Regions from separate parts of the Mus musculus genome. Here region 1 is linked to region 2. The links are chromatin loops, found by intact Hi-C in ENCODE. Cell type or tissue: left cerebral cortex. All regions are shown on one strand.

Region 1 (8,000 bases), 190 kb before region 2:
TGTCAGCTTGACACACAAACGCTGGAAAGTCACAACCTTTCTTTTCTTGTTTATCCTCAAGATCTAACATTAATATAAACACCATAATTTGAAACATTTTACAAACTTAAAAAGTCCCACAGTCTTACAAATTCAAACACTTTCAAGTCTCTTAAAGTAGAAACTCTCCCAAGTGTGGACTACTATAAAATCAAAATTAAGTTAAAACACTTCTATTTCATGAGGGAAAAAATGAGGGCACAGATAAATGCAAAACCAAATTCCAACAGTGTAAGTCACTCGATGTCCAGTATCTAGGACTCACTAATGTCTTCCAGGCTCCTCCAAAAGGCCTGGGTCACTTCTCAGGTTCCACAGTCTGGGAAACACACAGCTTGTCCTCTGAACTCAGGCTGGTTCCACTCCACACACAGCTGCTGCTGTTTCTGACAGTCCTGCTGTGGTATTGGCATCTTCCAAATGCTGGCATCTCCCATTGCAACTGGGCTCGCTTTCACCAATAGGCTCTTTTCATGATGCAAAGCCTCAGCTGTTGTGCGTGACCCACTCAGTTCAGTCCTGGGGCTTCCACTGCTACTCTAGCTGCACCTTCCCAAGTAGCCAAACCTCAGCTGCGTGCGCTCCAAAACAAGTACCAGCACAAGGTACTATCTTGGCTACCTCTGAATACAGCTTCTTTATGCTGACTCTGAGCAAACACTTGTCAAAAGATTTTACCTGAGTGATGCTGGTCTCTGCTTGATAATCACCAGTTTGTCAGCTCCAGCTGGCCAACATCAATTGTCACAGTAAAACAAAGTTTTTTAGTTTTTCTAGTGTTTTGTTAACCACAACTTATTCTTCAGCCCTAGCTTACCAGAACCACAAATTCTTAACTTAAAATATCAAGCAGCTCTGATAGTCATTAAGGAACTCTCAAGCTGCCTCCCCCTTCTGCATTGCTGTCAACATTCTACCAAGCTCCCCAGGACAGCTCACCGAGCTTTAATACCTAATGGGTTTGCGTTGGGGTTGGGCTTTTTGGGTTTTTTTGTCCAAAGATCTAAAGACCTTCCACCATCTTCCCAAAAATAACATGGTCAGATCTATGACAACAGTGGCCCACTCTCCTGGTACCAATTTCTGTCCTAGTTAGGGTTGCTATTGCTATGATAAAATAACATGAACAAAGGAACTTTGGGGTGAAGAGGTTTGTTTAGCTTACTGTTCGCCTCACTCTTCAGCATTGGAAGAAGTCAGGACAGGACCTCAAGCAGGGCAGGAACCTGGAGGCAGAAGCTAATGCTTACTGGTGCTGCTTACTGGCTTGCTCCATCTGGCTGGCCCAGCCTGCTTTAGTATTGAACCCAGGACCAATCTTAAGGAGGCATTTTCTTTTTTTTTTTTAATTATTATTATTATTAGATATTTTCTTTATGTACATTTCAAATGCTATCCTGAACGTTCCCCATACCCTCCCTCCACCCTGCTCCCCTACCTACCCACTCCCGCTTCTTGGCCCCGGCGTTCCCCTGTATTTGGGGCATATAAGGTTTGCAATACCAAGGGACCTCTCTTCCCAGTGATGGCCGACTAGGCCATCTTCTGCTACATATGCAGCTAGAGGCACGAGCTCTGGGGTACTGGGTAGTTCATATTGTTGTTCCACCTATAGGGTTGCAGACCCCTTCAACAAGGAGGCGTTTTCTTAATTGAGATTCCCTCCTCTCAGTTAACTTGAGCTTGTGTTAAGTTGATATAAGACTATCCCACACACGTTTCTTCCTTTAAAGCAATACAATGGAGCTATGTAGATACTGGGTAAGAGCAACTTTTTACAAACATGAGGAACCTGAGTTCAGGTCTCCAGCATCCACATAAAAAGCTGGACATGACTGCATGTGCCTTAACTCTAGCATTGGGCAGGTGGAGACAGGCAGGTTTCAAAGGCTTTTTAGCTAGCCAACTTGACCAAAACAGCAAGCTTCTAGTTCAGTGATAGATCATGTCTCAAGGCAGCTAGGTAAAAAGGTGATAGATGTAGACACCTGGATGTCCTATCGCTCTTTTATGTGCATTCATGGCAGGGATGCACACACACACACACAGAGACATAAAAGAGGTTTTAGTCTGATCAAAAACAATTCAGGGGTTGAAAAGATGGCTCATCATTGTGCTTGCTGGCCTTGCAGAGAACCCAGGTTCAGTTCCAGCACCCATACCAGGTAGCTCACAGCCACCTGCACCCCAGTTCTAGAGGACCCAACACCACCTCTGGCTCCTGCAGGCACTTGCACACAGGTGATGCATATACACACAGGCACACAACACATACTTTTTTTTTATTTTAAAAGTATTTTTATGCAGAAGCCGAAAGTTAAACATAGTTTTACCCATCCACTATTTGAAATCTTAACCCATTAGACAAAGTTCATAATTAGCAAAATCTGTTGTTTTAATCCCAAGAAAACTTTTAATTAATGCAAACACTTCTTTTAATAACTAGCTATAGCTTTGTGTTGGGCTTTAATGGGAATTCACAATTAATTATAAGGTTGCAGTCTTTGTTAGTAATTGATTGGGTTTCTTTTTCTCCTTCTAGAAATTAGTAAATGAAACATTCCAAAAGCTCTGGTTTACTCCAACTCCACATAATGACAAAGAAGCAATGACAAGGAAGATTTTAAACATCACTGATGTGGTAAGAAGCATGGACCAGGGTGTGGTCACTGAGCACAAGGCCAGCTGATGCATTGCCATGGTGACATGCTGTGCCTGCCACTCAGTACTGCTTCCCTTTCTGGGACATCTGGGGCCTAAGAAAAAGAGAAAGGGTTTGCACGCGGCTTTCTCAATACTCACGTGTGTAAGCGTTGTTATTGGTGTGTTCCCATTCTTCCATCGTGGAAAACAGAAAAAACCAAGAGAATATGTTTTTTAGTTAATACATAAATAAGCTATAAGCCAGGCATGGTGGCGCACTCCTTTAATCCCAGCACTTGGGAGGCAGAGGCAGGCGGATTTCTGAGTTCGAGGCCAGCCTGGTCTACAGAGTGAGTTCCAGGACAGCCAGGGCTACACAGAGAAACCCTGTCTCAGAAATAAATAAATAAATAAATAAATAAATAAATAAATAAATAAATAAATAAATAAGCAAGCTATAATTTGCTTATCCACAATGCTTTCTCTATGTTGAATATTAGAAATTTTTATATATACTCAGTTACATGGTCATCTCTATTTCACAGTTAGCAATAAATCTTAGAGAGTGAAGAAACAAAACACTTTTTTCCATTGTTTGAAACCTTATAGATTTTTCTGATAGAATATATCAAGCTATTTTTTAATAATTTGGTATCATATCAGTTTTAATATTAACTGATTTCTTTGTTTTTCATAAGTGTTTGAGTTACTGAAAAAATAATTTTAAGAATAACTTTTCAAATTAAAAAAGTATGCATATACTTCATGCTACAGCATAACTATAATACTGTTGTAAAATAGATGTCTTTTGTTTTAGTTTTTGAGATATAATACAATTTCAACATTTCTCCCTTCTCTTTCCTTCCTCTAAACCCCTCCTTGCTCTCTCTGAGGTTCATGGTCTCTCTTCCTTGTGGCTATGACTACTTACTTGTAGATACAACTATACATTTATACTCCACAATGTAACTGGCACAAGTCTTTATAACGTTATTATAAATGCCTTATTTTAAGAATTTTATTACCTTTTCACCGTAGGTTGCAGCATGTAGAGATACTGGATATGACTGGTTTGAGCAACTCCTTCAAAATGTGAGTATAATTTTGATAGCATGAAATTTAATAAAGGGTCTTTATCATTTTAAAAAGGAATTTTTCAGTTCCTAAATATTTATGTTTTAGTAGGTGAAACTTATTTCACTATGTTAAGCTGTGTCTTTTAAGTTGGTTATTGAATCAGTTATCCAGTTGACTGCTAAGTTTTCCGAATTACTAGTTGAAATTTTAGCTATGCTTTCAGGTAATTTTTTTTCTTATCCCTTTAATCTAGAACAGTAGTTCTTATTCTTCACAATGCTGCAATCCTTTAATATAGTTCCTCATACTGTGATATAATATAATATAGTTCCTCATACTGTGATAGATGGTGACACCAAACCATAACGTTATTTCATGTTTACTTTATAACTGTGATTGGGCTTCGATTTTGAATAGTAATGTAAATTCTGACATACAGGATATGTGATATGTGACCCCAAAGTGGCCTTGACCCACAAGTTGAGAAGCACTAATCTTACTAAGGCCTACTCATGAAATCTATAAATGAATATAAAAGTAACATTAAGTTAAATAAACAAATAATTATTTGGCCTATTACAAAATATGTGGCATTTCTTTTAGTGTTGTAAAATTAAACCACAGTTAGTGCTTTCAGAAGTTTTCAATTAAGAGTGTTCGTCTCCAGTCTTTAAAAGTTAACAGCATGTTTCCTTCCCGTCTGTGTAGGAGGTAGGAAGTGTGTGTGCATGTGTGGAATCTAGAAGAGAATGTAGGTGTTCTTTCAGTCTGTCTTGTTCTCTTAAGACTCTCAACCCTCTGTCTGAAACTCACCCATTTGCCTAGGCTCGTGAGGCAGTAAGCTCCCCATAGCCTCCTGTTTCCACCCCCAGTGCTGGGGATACAGACACATACAGCCATGCCCAGCTTGTCCATGCCTGTTCAGGACGTGAAGTATGCTCCTTACCCTTGCACAGCAAGAGCTCTTACTCACTGACTTAGTTCTCTAACACTTTGCCCTACTTTTTACTTTTTTGGAGGCAATATCTCACAACAGGGTTTCTCTATGCAGCCTTGGCTGTCCTGGAATTTACTTTGTAGACCAGGCTGGCCTCGAACTCAAGATCTTCCTGTCTCGGCCTCCTGAGTGCTAGTTGAAGAGAGAGAATTAAAAGTAATAATCATTGCCCTTGCAGAAGACCTGAGTTCAGTTCCCAGTATCCAAATGGCAGCGCACACCTATTTGTAATTCCAGTCCCAGACAATCTGACAGACTGTTGTAACCGCTAAGGTCATTAGACATGCAGGTAGTCCATATCCATCCATGCAGGTAAGATAGTCAGTCATACACATAAAACAGTAACTAGATATAAATAAAAAAGACATCGTGTCTGTAGGCACTACTACTCAGTTAGGGCTGTGCCTTTCTACCCTAGAAATGTAAAATCTGAAATACTCCCCAATTCAACATCTTTGAGCACTGAGCTGATTCCACAGATTGAAAATCCCCCACATTTGGCAGTGGTGGCACACACCTTTAATCCTCACATTTGGGAGTTCAAGGCCAGCCTGCTCTACAGAGCGAATTCCAAGACAGGTAAAACTACACAGAAACCCTGTCTTGAAAACCCAAGATTTAAAAAAAAAAGAAAGAAAATTCCACACCTAATCTTTTGATAGCCAGAACTCAGACATACTAAAATTACTTCTAGCAGTTTATTTGAGGAATATATGAAACTTAAGTGAGTATTATATTTAGGTCTGTGTCCCTTACTGAAGCTTCTCCTTGTGCTGTATGCGTATACTCTAAAATCCTGAAGACTTAAACATGCCACGTAAAGAGTTCTATCCTATATAATCACTCTGGGAAAGAGTATTTGATAGTATTTACTCAAAAAGGTGAATATTCATATGTGTTGATAGTATTTACTCAAAAAGGTGAATATTCATATGTGTTATACCCAGTATTTCTGCTATGAGATGTATATTCAAGAAAACATTGTACATGTGAATTAGAACACATATACAAGTGTACTTCACAAAGATCTGACTTAATCTTTACCCAGAAGAGGAAGACTGCTGGAGAGCAGTGAAATAATGAGTTAAATCATAATGTTTTGTAAGAACACAAGCCCCAAAACATTAATACTTTTGTTGAAGTTGGAAATTAAAACAAAACAAAACAAAAAGCAGAACCAGGAATGGTAATATAGGCCATTAATCCCAGCACTCAAGAGTCAAGGGCATGAGATCTCTGTGAGTTCAAGGCCAGCCTGGTCTATACTTTCGGCTCCCGGTCAGTCAGGGCTACATAATGAGATCCTGTGTCAGATTATTATTTATAATTAATACATTAAAATACATACCCAATCAACAGTGGTAGTGTCATGAACCAAAATTTATAATAAATTTATAATATATATAATATATATAATATATATAATATAATAAATTTATAATAAATTATTTTGCACTTTTGGTTTTGGTTTTGGTTTTTGTTGTTTTTTTTTTCCCACATTTTTTATTAGATATTTTCTTCATTTACATTTCAAATGCTATCCCAAAAGTCCCCTATACCCTCCTCCCCTCCACCACCACCCCCCCCCTGCCCGTCCTGCTCCCCTACTCACTCACTCCCACTTCTTGGCCCTGGCAATCTCCTGTACTGAGGCATATAAAGTTTGCTAGACCAAGGGGCCTCTCTTCCCAGTGATGGCCGACTAGGCCATCTTCTGCTACATATGCAGCTAGAGACATGAGCTCTGGTGGTACTGATTAGTTCATATTGTTGTTCCTCCGATAGGGTTGCAGACCCCTTCAGCTCTTGGGTACTTTCTCTAGCTCCTCCATTGGGGGCCCTGTGTTCCATCCTATAGACGACTATGAGCATCCACTTCTGTATTTGCCAGGCACTGGCAAAGCCTCATAGGAGACAGCTATAACAGGGTCCCTTCAGCAAAATCTTGCTGGCGTATGCAATAGTGTCTGTTTGGTGGCTGATTATGGGATGGACCCCCGGGTGGGGCAGTCTCTGGATAGTCCATCCTTTCGTCTTAGCTCCAAACTTTGTCTCTGCAACTCCTTCCATGGATATTTTATTCCCTATTCTAGGGAGGAATCAAGTATCTATGCGTTAGTCTTCCTTCTTGATTTTCTTGTGTTTTGGAAGTTGTATCTTGGGTATTCTAGGTTTCTGGGCTAATATCTATTTATCAGTGAGTGCATATCAAGTGACTTCTTTTGTGATTGGGTTACCTCACTCAGGATGATGCCCTCCAGGTCCATCCATTTGCCTAGGAATTTCATAAATTCATTGTTTTTAATAGCGGAGTAGTTCTCCATTGTGTAAATGTACCACATTTTCTGTATCCATTCCTCTTTTGAGGGACATCTGGGTTCTTTCCAGCTTCTGGCTATTATAAATAGGGTTGCTATGAACATAGTGGAGCATGTGTCCTTATTACAAGTTGGAACATCTTCTGGGTATATGCCCAGGAGAGGTATTGCTGGATCTAGCGGTAGTACTATGTCCAATTTTCTGAGGAACCTCCAGACTGATTTCCAGAGTGGTTATACCAGCTTGCAATCCCACCAGCAATGGAGAAGTGTTCCTCTTTCTCCACATCCTTGCCAGCTTCTGCTGTCACCTGAATTTTTGATCCTAGCCATTCTGACTGGTATGAGGTGGAATCTCAGGGTTGTTTTGATTTGCATTTCCTTGATGATTAAGGCTGTTGAACATGTTTTTAAGTGCTCTCAGCCCTTAGGTATTCCTCAGTTAAGAATTCTTTGTTTAGCTCTGTACACCATTTTTTAATGGGGTTATTTGAATTTCTGGAGTCCAGCTTCTTGAGCTTTTTGTATATATTAGATATTCGTCCCCTATCAGATTTAGGATTGGTAAAAATTCTTTCCCAATTCGTTGGTGGCCTTTTTGTCTTATTGACGGTGTCTTTTGCCTTACAGAAGCTTTGTAATTTTTCAATTCTTGATCTTACAGCACAAGCCATTGCTATTCTCTTACATGATATCTTAAGGGGGAAAAAAAGAACAAAAACAGTTTTTGGTGATCACCCCAAGTAAACCAATCTAGAGTGCTATGTTCGTAACTGCACATAAGAGTGGATCAACACAGCAACCACATGGTGGCTTACAACTATGTGTAATGGGATCCAATGCCCTCTTCTGGTGTGTCTAAAGACAGCTATAGTATCCTCATATACATACAATAAATAAATGCTTTCTTTAAAAAGAAAAAAGTT
Region 2 (8,000 bases):
AGAGACTCTAGTCACAAACGGCATATCTATAACACAGTCTAACCCCAACCCACCACCAGAAGGCACAGAGACTGTGGAAAACGGTGTGAAAAGCCTACAAGAACCAGAGGTCAGAAAGACCCAGGGGAAAGAGAGAGAGAGCACATTCCAGGGCTGCTGCACTCTCAACCTCAGTCAATATTCCAGCATGAAGAGAGAAGGGCTCACAAGCCCCTGCCTCTAGCTGAGGCCCTATTAACAGTTCATGGCTTCTGGGATCTAAGGGTAATTATGGCCTTTGCGTGCTCCAGTGGAAGGTGGACGGTACAAATCAGACTGAATAGGCTATTAGACAAACAAACAAACAGGACATACGTTGAGAAGGGCTAGGAGTTGGGGACAGTGGTTCTGGAAGGAATTGTGGGTAAATGTGATCAAACACATTGTATAAATGTATGAAATTCTCAAATTAATAAAAATAGTTTAAAAAGAAATTGCAAGTGTTTAGAAATTTCAATAGCCCACTTGGTATATCCTGACACAAAAGGAAAATATGTAAAGACAATGAATAGATAGCCATTTGGTTTTGTTAAGAAGTATAGACATGGATGGGTTTTCTCAGCTGTTTTACATTGACTGTGAGGTTCAAACTCGGGTCTTCGCGGTGTGAAGCATTTTACCACCTGCATTATTTCCTCAACCTTTGTTTTGTTTTCTTTTGTTTTTTTAAAAAGGGGGATCATGCAAATTAGTCCTTTCAACATTAAATATTAGGAATTATAATGTTAGTTTTTCAAAATGAAGAGAAAAAAGGTACCATGGGATGGTGTCCCCAAGGAGGATGGATTTGGATAGGGACTCCCACTAGGGACAGGAGAACCTGCAAAAGAAAAAAACCAGAGACATGTAAAATACCTTCACAATGCTTTGAATGTGATCAAGATGACTATATAAGAAGCTACATATCAGTGTGACCGAGGAATGACAGATGCTACCTACTAGAGTCAAGAACCAGGCACACAGATTTTCAAATACTCATTTCCTTCTTTTCTTTTTAAAATCTCTTTTCCCTTTGATTACTAAATGAGGTCTCTAAATAATATTGGTTACATATTATTTTGCTTCTTAGTATGCATTAAAGATTCCATACTGTCAGGGGTGGTGACAGTGCAGAGGGGAATCTCTGAGTTCAAAGACAACCTGGTGCATATAGCAAGTTCCAGGCCAACCAACGCTGCATAGGAAAACTTTATCTCAAACCAAACAAAAACCAAACAACACCCCACCCCCTAAAAAACCCCCAAAGAGTCAAGAGTCACTATCTAGAGACTATTCACTAGTAACACAGAAGTCCTAATAAAAAATCATTTTGTACTCACTAGAATACATAGGAGAGCCAAGGATGGGACCAACGTTGCTTGGAGTAGGAAGAGTAGCTGGAAATCTCATCTGTGCCTCACCACCATACCTGTTTGTGTGACAAGAGTATGGGTTCAATTGAACTGTCAATCTTGTACACCTGGGACAATCCCTGTTCTTGCTTAGCTTTCATGCACTTGGTAGAAACTTTAATGTATGGTGCTCATAGTGAAGCAAATATGTATCTAGGATAATCCTTCAAATGTTGATCTCAATTGCTACCAGGAAACTAGAAGGAACTCTACTAAGTGTAGCTGGTTTTGTGGGTTCTTCTTTCTTTCATCTTCCACCCTTTTTCCACCCTTTCAATTCCATGGAATTGAAGCAAGGAAAGGGATGAGACCCCTGAATCTAATTTGTTCTTCTTGTTTCTTCTTTGAGCATAAGTACTAACAATGTGATCAGCCCCCTCAACAACCAACAACCCACCCCACCGCTCAAGGCCCTGGCATTTAATACCCCCTGAAAAGTTCCCAAATCCCAAATGTTGCACAATCGGAGAAACTATCTACTGTTGGTAAGACCACACCTCAGAGCATGAGGCAAAAGTCAGCTGCTTCGGACAGTCTGAAGCAGCATCATATCCCACACTTGGGATTAAAATGAAAATACATTTTTTATAAAAGGAAACCAAGCGGGGCGTGGTGGCGCACGCCTTTAATCCCAGAACTTGGGAGGCGGAGGCAGGCGGATTTCTGAGTTTGAGGCCAACCTGGTCTACAAAGTGAGTTCCAGGACAGCCAGGGCTATACAGAGAAACCCTGTCTCGGAAAAAAAAAAAAGAAAAAAAAAAAAAAAGAAAAAAAGGAAACCAAACTTCCAAAATTGCCACTAATGTCTAAAAAAAAAAAAAGACATGTAATGAATAGTTTACTTAACGCAGAAATGACAGAGTCTTTCTTTCTAATAGAATTAGTCAAATTTTAAAAACAGTGTTAAACATTTGTTTATCTTTTTGTGTATGGTGTCTTGCCTGAATGTATGTCTGTGCAATTGCACTCAAGAGGCCACAGCAGGGTGTCAGATCCCTTGGAAGTAAAGTGACAGCTCTCAGCTGCAATGTGGATGCAGCAAATTCAACCTGGGTCCTCTAAAAGGGCGGCCAGTGTTTTTAACTCCTCAGCTATCTCTCCAGCATCCCCCTACCCCCCAATTTAACGATTACACAGTACAAGTATTCTTCAAACTTCTGGCTAAATATACTATAGAAAGAAAGCCTCTGAAGGCTAGGGCATAGGTTAATGGCAGAATGCTTCACTAGTCAGTCCTGGTTTATTCCCAATACAGCAAAAACAAAACAAGCAAACACATTAAAAAAAACAAAAAAACAAAAAACCCAGAATTTAAAAAACCATCTCTGACCCCAAGTTTCCTTCCTGTGTGTGACTCAGTCCCTCAGCACCACTGATGCCCATGCTCTGGAAGCGGCTGTTGGAGGCAGTAAGGAAGGAGGACTGACGATGGTAAAAAGTGTAAAACAAAAGGACAAAGAAGGAAAGGTACCCAGAAAGCAGTGATGTGCGCACCATGCTCCTCAGCTTGTTCCACGGGCACTGCTATCTTTCTATTTCTAGATTAGACTCTTCCTAATGAAGGTTAAAAATTTGCCTACTTCCCCCATTTGGCAAAGCCTTAAACTATCACACTGGTATCATCTAAAAAGTGGCCCAAGTGTCTCTGTGGCGCAATTAGTTAGCATGTTCAGCTGTTAATGGAGAGGTTAGTGGTTCTAGCCCACCCAGGGATGTCACGAGGCTTTGGGCTGGAGAGGTGGCTCAGTGGTTAAGAGCACTGACTGCTCTTCCAGAGGTCCTGAGTTCAATTCCCAGCAAGCACATGGTGGCCCACAATCATCTTTGATGAGGATCTGATGCCCTCTTCTGGTGTGTCTGAAGACAGTGACAGTGTACTCACATACATGAAATAAATAAGTCTTTAAAAGTGGCCTGGAAGTGGTGTCTCTTTAATCCCAGCACTCAGCCAATACAGGCTGAATTGAATGGTGAATCCCTGTCTTTAAACAAACACTGCCAACCACCAACACCAACAGAAAACACCAGGCTGCAGAGAGACTTCAGCACAGGTCTGACTTGCAGAGGACTTGGGTTCTATACTCAGCACCCACATGGGAGCTCACAACTGCCTAAAACTGGAGTCATGGGGCATCCACTGCACTCTTCTGGTTCCCAATGGAATTGCATGCATGAGCTGCATAGACACATGCAGGGAAAACATTTAGACACACAAAATAATTTTTTTAGTGGCCCTGAGGTTGAACTTAGCATGTGTAAGACCCTAGCTTTAATTTCTAGTACCAATAAACCAACCAACTAACAAACAAAAAACCAAAAAGAGCAGGGCTTTTATATACAAATATTTCACAATACTTTAAAAGTATTTGATGAACACTTTTGAACTAAGGATGTAGCTCATTGGTAGAATGCTTAGTATTTACATAGCATGAGGGAAAACAAAAACAAATCTACATTCAACTCTCAGAATGCCCCCTGCAACTAAAAGGTGGCCCAGTACATAAACACACACTCTCTCTCTCCACCCTGACATACCTAAAGAATGCCCGTGTTGCCCAAGCAGACACTTCTCTGTCACAGGCAGCAGTGGAACAAGCAAGAATAAGGCAAGTTGCACAAGCTTGGTCTTCCTGAAAGGGGGCAAAAGTCAGTGCATTAAAGACAAATCCAGCGCTCACAGCAAGTGCTCAATAAATACTTACTCTGGAATGAATTCAACGGACATGAAGAAAGCAAACAGCCCAGAAGTAAAGTTTAACTCAGGCATCAGTATTAAAGATACTTTCTCTTTAGTAAGATTCTGATCAGCTGTCATTCTATTTTATTCTTGTATCTTTCTATATTTTCTATATTATTGTATATTTCTATCTTTCTATCTTTTAGAAATTATCAGTAAAACCCAACATTTATTGAGTACCTATTATGTGCTAGGCACTATTTTAATAATCCAGTGTCGCCAAGGCAGTGGTGGCGCACGCCTTTAATCCCAGCACTCAAGAAGCAGAGGCAGGAGGATCTCCGAGTTGGAGGCCAGCCTGGTCTACATACAGAGTTCCTGGACGACCAGGGATACATAGAGAATCCCGTGTCAAACAAACAAACTAAATGCAGTATTTATTAGTTCTTATAGCACACAGTGCTGCAGTATGATGCAGTTTACATACAACTAAAGTGAATACAAGTATCTCACTCCACTGGAAAAAGTTTTTTTAGCAGATAGTCTGAATCCTGAATCTAAAAGCTTAGCTTTAATGAGAAAATAGTAATTTTAAATAAGACTCCCCAGTTTTAAATCTGTCAATTCTGATATGACTATTAACTACTAATGTCCCCATATTATGCCTCCAGTCACTACCTCAATTTATTCCATGGGATTGGGAATGTACACACATGTGCATGCTCATAACGGAATGACTGGTGCTCTTAATAAAAAGCATATTTATCATACAACTTCAATATCATATTCTTATTTTTATACCTTAATAAGAATGTGTCAAAGCTGGGCGTGGTAGTGCACGCCTGTAATCCCAGCACTTGGGAGGCAGAGGCAGGCGAATTTCTGAGTTTGAGGCCTGCCTGGTCTACAGAGTGAGTTCCAGGATAGCCAGGACTACACAGAGAAACCCTGTCTCGAAAAAACCCAAACCCTCCCCCCCCCCACCAAAAAAAGAATGTGTCAAAATCAGAGAATAAATGTGGAAGAGTCCTGTAACATAACTATTTTCATAGTCAATATGTGCTGATTTGAGTACAAAAGAACAGATAATCTGTGTATTACAGTATTTTACTTCTAGTTTACAAACTATTTTAATATTATACAGCTTCTTTAATTAAAATAAATGCAGTGCATAGTTACCTGATGTAATTTGAAGAATCTCTCAATCTCTTCTCCATCCCCTCCCACGTTACTCACAAGCAGATGTCTCAGCTGATCTACAGGTCTAAGCTTGTGAAACATAAGACTACCCTAAGAAATAAAAAAGGAGAGATCACATGAGAAAGCAATTACCAAGCCTGACTGGTAAAGGGTGGGAACGTAGGTAAGGATAGAGTCCTAGCCTGGCACGCACAGCCCATGAGTTCTCTCCTCACTAACACACACAAGACACCTGGCTGGTAATAACCAACTGACTAACAACAACAAGTTAATAACAAGCAACTCCGAGAACACAAAATGAGGTGGACAAGACCATCTTATGTCAACAGTCGACCTACACTCAATTTCCATGTCTGCAGAAACTAACCTTGTCCTCCTCACGCTGCCCCTCACTGGTCATATTATCACGTGTGTCTATTTGTACAGAAATAAAGCCGGATCCTTAGTCACACAGTATACCAGGATATACTCCACACAGATGCAAGGTTTAGAGGGCAAAGTTAAATTATGACTAAAATACAAAAACTTAGTATCTATGATACAAAAATCTTAACAAACCTTGACATGGTAAATGACAACTCTAAAGAAATGGTGATACAGTGGTCTACTCTTACACCCATGGCACAGATCCAAGTACCTCCTCCACCTTTAGATGCTCAAAACTGCATTGCATTTTCCACATCCTATAAACAACCATACCAGGACAAAAGACGGTGTAACAACCAAGACTGCCACTAGGTGACTAGAAAGAAGCACCACACATCACATGAGGCTGTAGGAGGGGCCCAGCAGCAGTGAATGCACTGTGCACTCAGAGTCTTACAGTTTAGGGCATACAAATGCTTCCCTTCATTTTCAGACTACATTTGATGGGGAAAGAGAAGAAACTAAAACTCTGGAAAGCAAAACCATAGAAAAGGAAGCATCAATATATAGAACAGGACCTGACGTATACGGCAATAAATATAAACATTTGAAAAGGTAGTTAACCTCACTCTTCCTGGATAGTAAAATGTATTAGGGAAGGTTACAATGAAACATAATCCTAGAAACGACTAGCGAATATACACAGAAAGTTGGCAGCATCCATCTAAAATATAGACACACATATGCTTGGTATAAGCAGAATCAGCACCACAGCTTTAGGGATGCTCAGGAAATAAGGAAAAATAGTTAAACAGGGCACACTTACACAAAAAAATCACTGCCAAATGCAAAATAGAAGCATAGGTCGAAAAATCTACAAAGAATATTTTTTGAAATTTAAAGATGCAGGATATAGAATGTTAGCATTTACTTAGAAATATTTACATTCTATTCTCTTAATGTATCTGTAAATCTACAGATAGTGATAAACACAGATATCTGGATGGGAGACTTTATTTTATATACTTTCTAGGACAATTCATTACTGTTAAAGAAAATTAAGAGTAGACATTTATAAAGCTCTTAAAAATACTTCCATGAAGTGGCAGCTGAGAGTATTTGACAAAAGCATGAAGTAAGCAGAGCAGGGACTGGCTAGTGTTGGCTCAGCAGTAGTGCTGGCTCAGCATGCAGCAGTCCCTGAATTCACGCCGGCTCCAGCATATTTACTATGGCTTCTTTTCACTACGGCAAGCAGCTATGCACATACCTGTGCTGAGAGGAGAACGAATTTCTTTGGAGGCAACATGTGCTGTTGTACAACAACTGGCGAATCAGTTATTGGAATATGATCTTTATTTAACGGTGTAATTATTTTATCTACTTTTAATTCATCTATTGCAGAGAGAGCCCAGGAATGACCATCAACACGGGTTGTCATCTATAAAAAAGAAATATACTGTTTTCATATTTTGTTGAAGTCACACATGCCAAAGCTTTTAGGAAACAAAAATCAAAACACAAAATTAAAACAACCAAACTTCCCTAGTTCCAGCAACATGAATTACTCAGTATATAGTTTTTTTACCCTTTGTTTTTTTGAGACAGGGTTTCTCTGTGTAGGCCTGGCTGTCCTTGATCTTGCCTTTTAGATCAGGCTGGCCTCAAACTCAGAGATCTGCCTGCCAGCCCACCCACCCAGTGCTGGGATTAAAGCGTGCGCCACTGCTGCCTGGGAGATTGCTCATTTTCATTTTATGAGCATTGGTGTTTTGCCTGCATTGTGTGACTGTCAGATCTCCTGGAGCTGGATTAACAGAAAGATGAGAGTGTGGAGAGCTGTGCCGCGAGCAATCGCCATTATAAGATGGCGCTGGCTTCCGCTGTGCCTAACTAGTAAACAAGCCTTGTGCGCAAGTGTGAGAGTGAACTCAAACCTAGTCACTGCCCATCTCAGGGCGTAGTAATGAGGTGATGGGCAAGCTGACATGCCACATCAGGTGCTAAAACGCCACGCTGAGGGCTATATAAGCAGCACCATTTTCCAGGGTCTGGGTCTTCCCTCCTTAAGAAGCAATAAAGCTTGCGTTGTCCGAGTGTGTTCTTGCCTGCGAGAGCGATAGCTCGGGACATGAGAGGAACCGGGCATTGTGGTGCACACCTGTAATCCCAGCACTGGGGGGGGGGGCCGCGGCAGGGGCAGGCAGATTTCTGAGTTCGAGGACAGCCTGGTCTACACAGAGAAATGAGTTCCAGGACAGCCAGGAAGATACAGAGAAACCCTGTCTCAAAAAAACAAAACAAAACAAAAAACAACAACAACAAAA

Evidence for each region. A loop is a pair of places that touch in the nucleus more often than their neighbours do. Peaks named below come from ENCODE experiments on the same cell type or tissue, not always from the same donor. Only the 100,000 strongest peaks of a DNase experiment are listed, where the experiment ranks them.
Region 1: a loop joins it to region 2, with 2.1 times the contacts of the local background. A loop is called at or near these places in 12 of 42 quality-filtered maps.

What each region holds. Positions count from the first base shown.
Region 1 is chr15:8,314,137-8,322,136 of GRCm38, reverse strand. Nipbl (NIPBL cohesin loading factor) reads left to right here. Exons shown (of 47, transcript NM_027707.3): 31 at 2,582-2,680; 32 at 3,721-3,774. Among named protein-coding and RNA genes, the nearest start is that of Gm52208, 38 kb to the right of the region's middle. In left cerebral cortex, no CTCF peak of the experiment used is centred here; a DNase peak (open chromatin) is centred at 4,536.
Region 2 is chr15:8,127,522-8,135,521 of GRCm38, reverse strand. Nup155 (nucleoporin 155) reads right to left here. Exons shown (of 35, transcript NM_133227.3): 13 at 6,944-7,114; 14 at 5,287-5,397; 15 at 3,966-4,060; 16 at 1,359-1,447; 17 at 797-859. Among named protein-coding and RNA genes, the nearest start is that of Nup155, 22 kb to the right of the region's middle. In left cerebral cortex, CTCF peaks have their summits at 3,573 and 6,036; no DNase peak of the experiment used is centred here.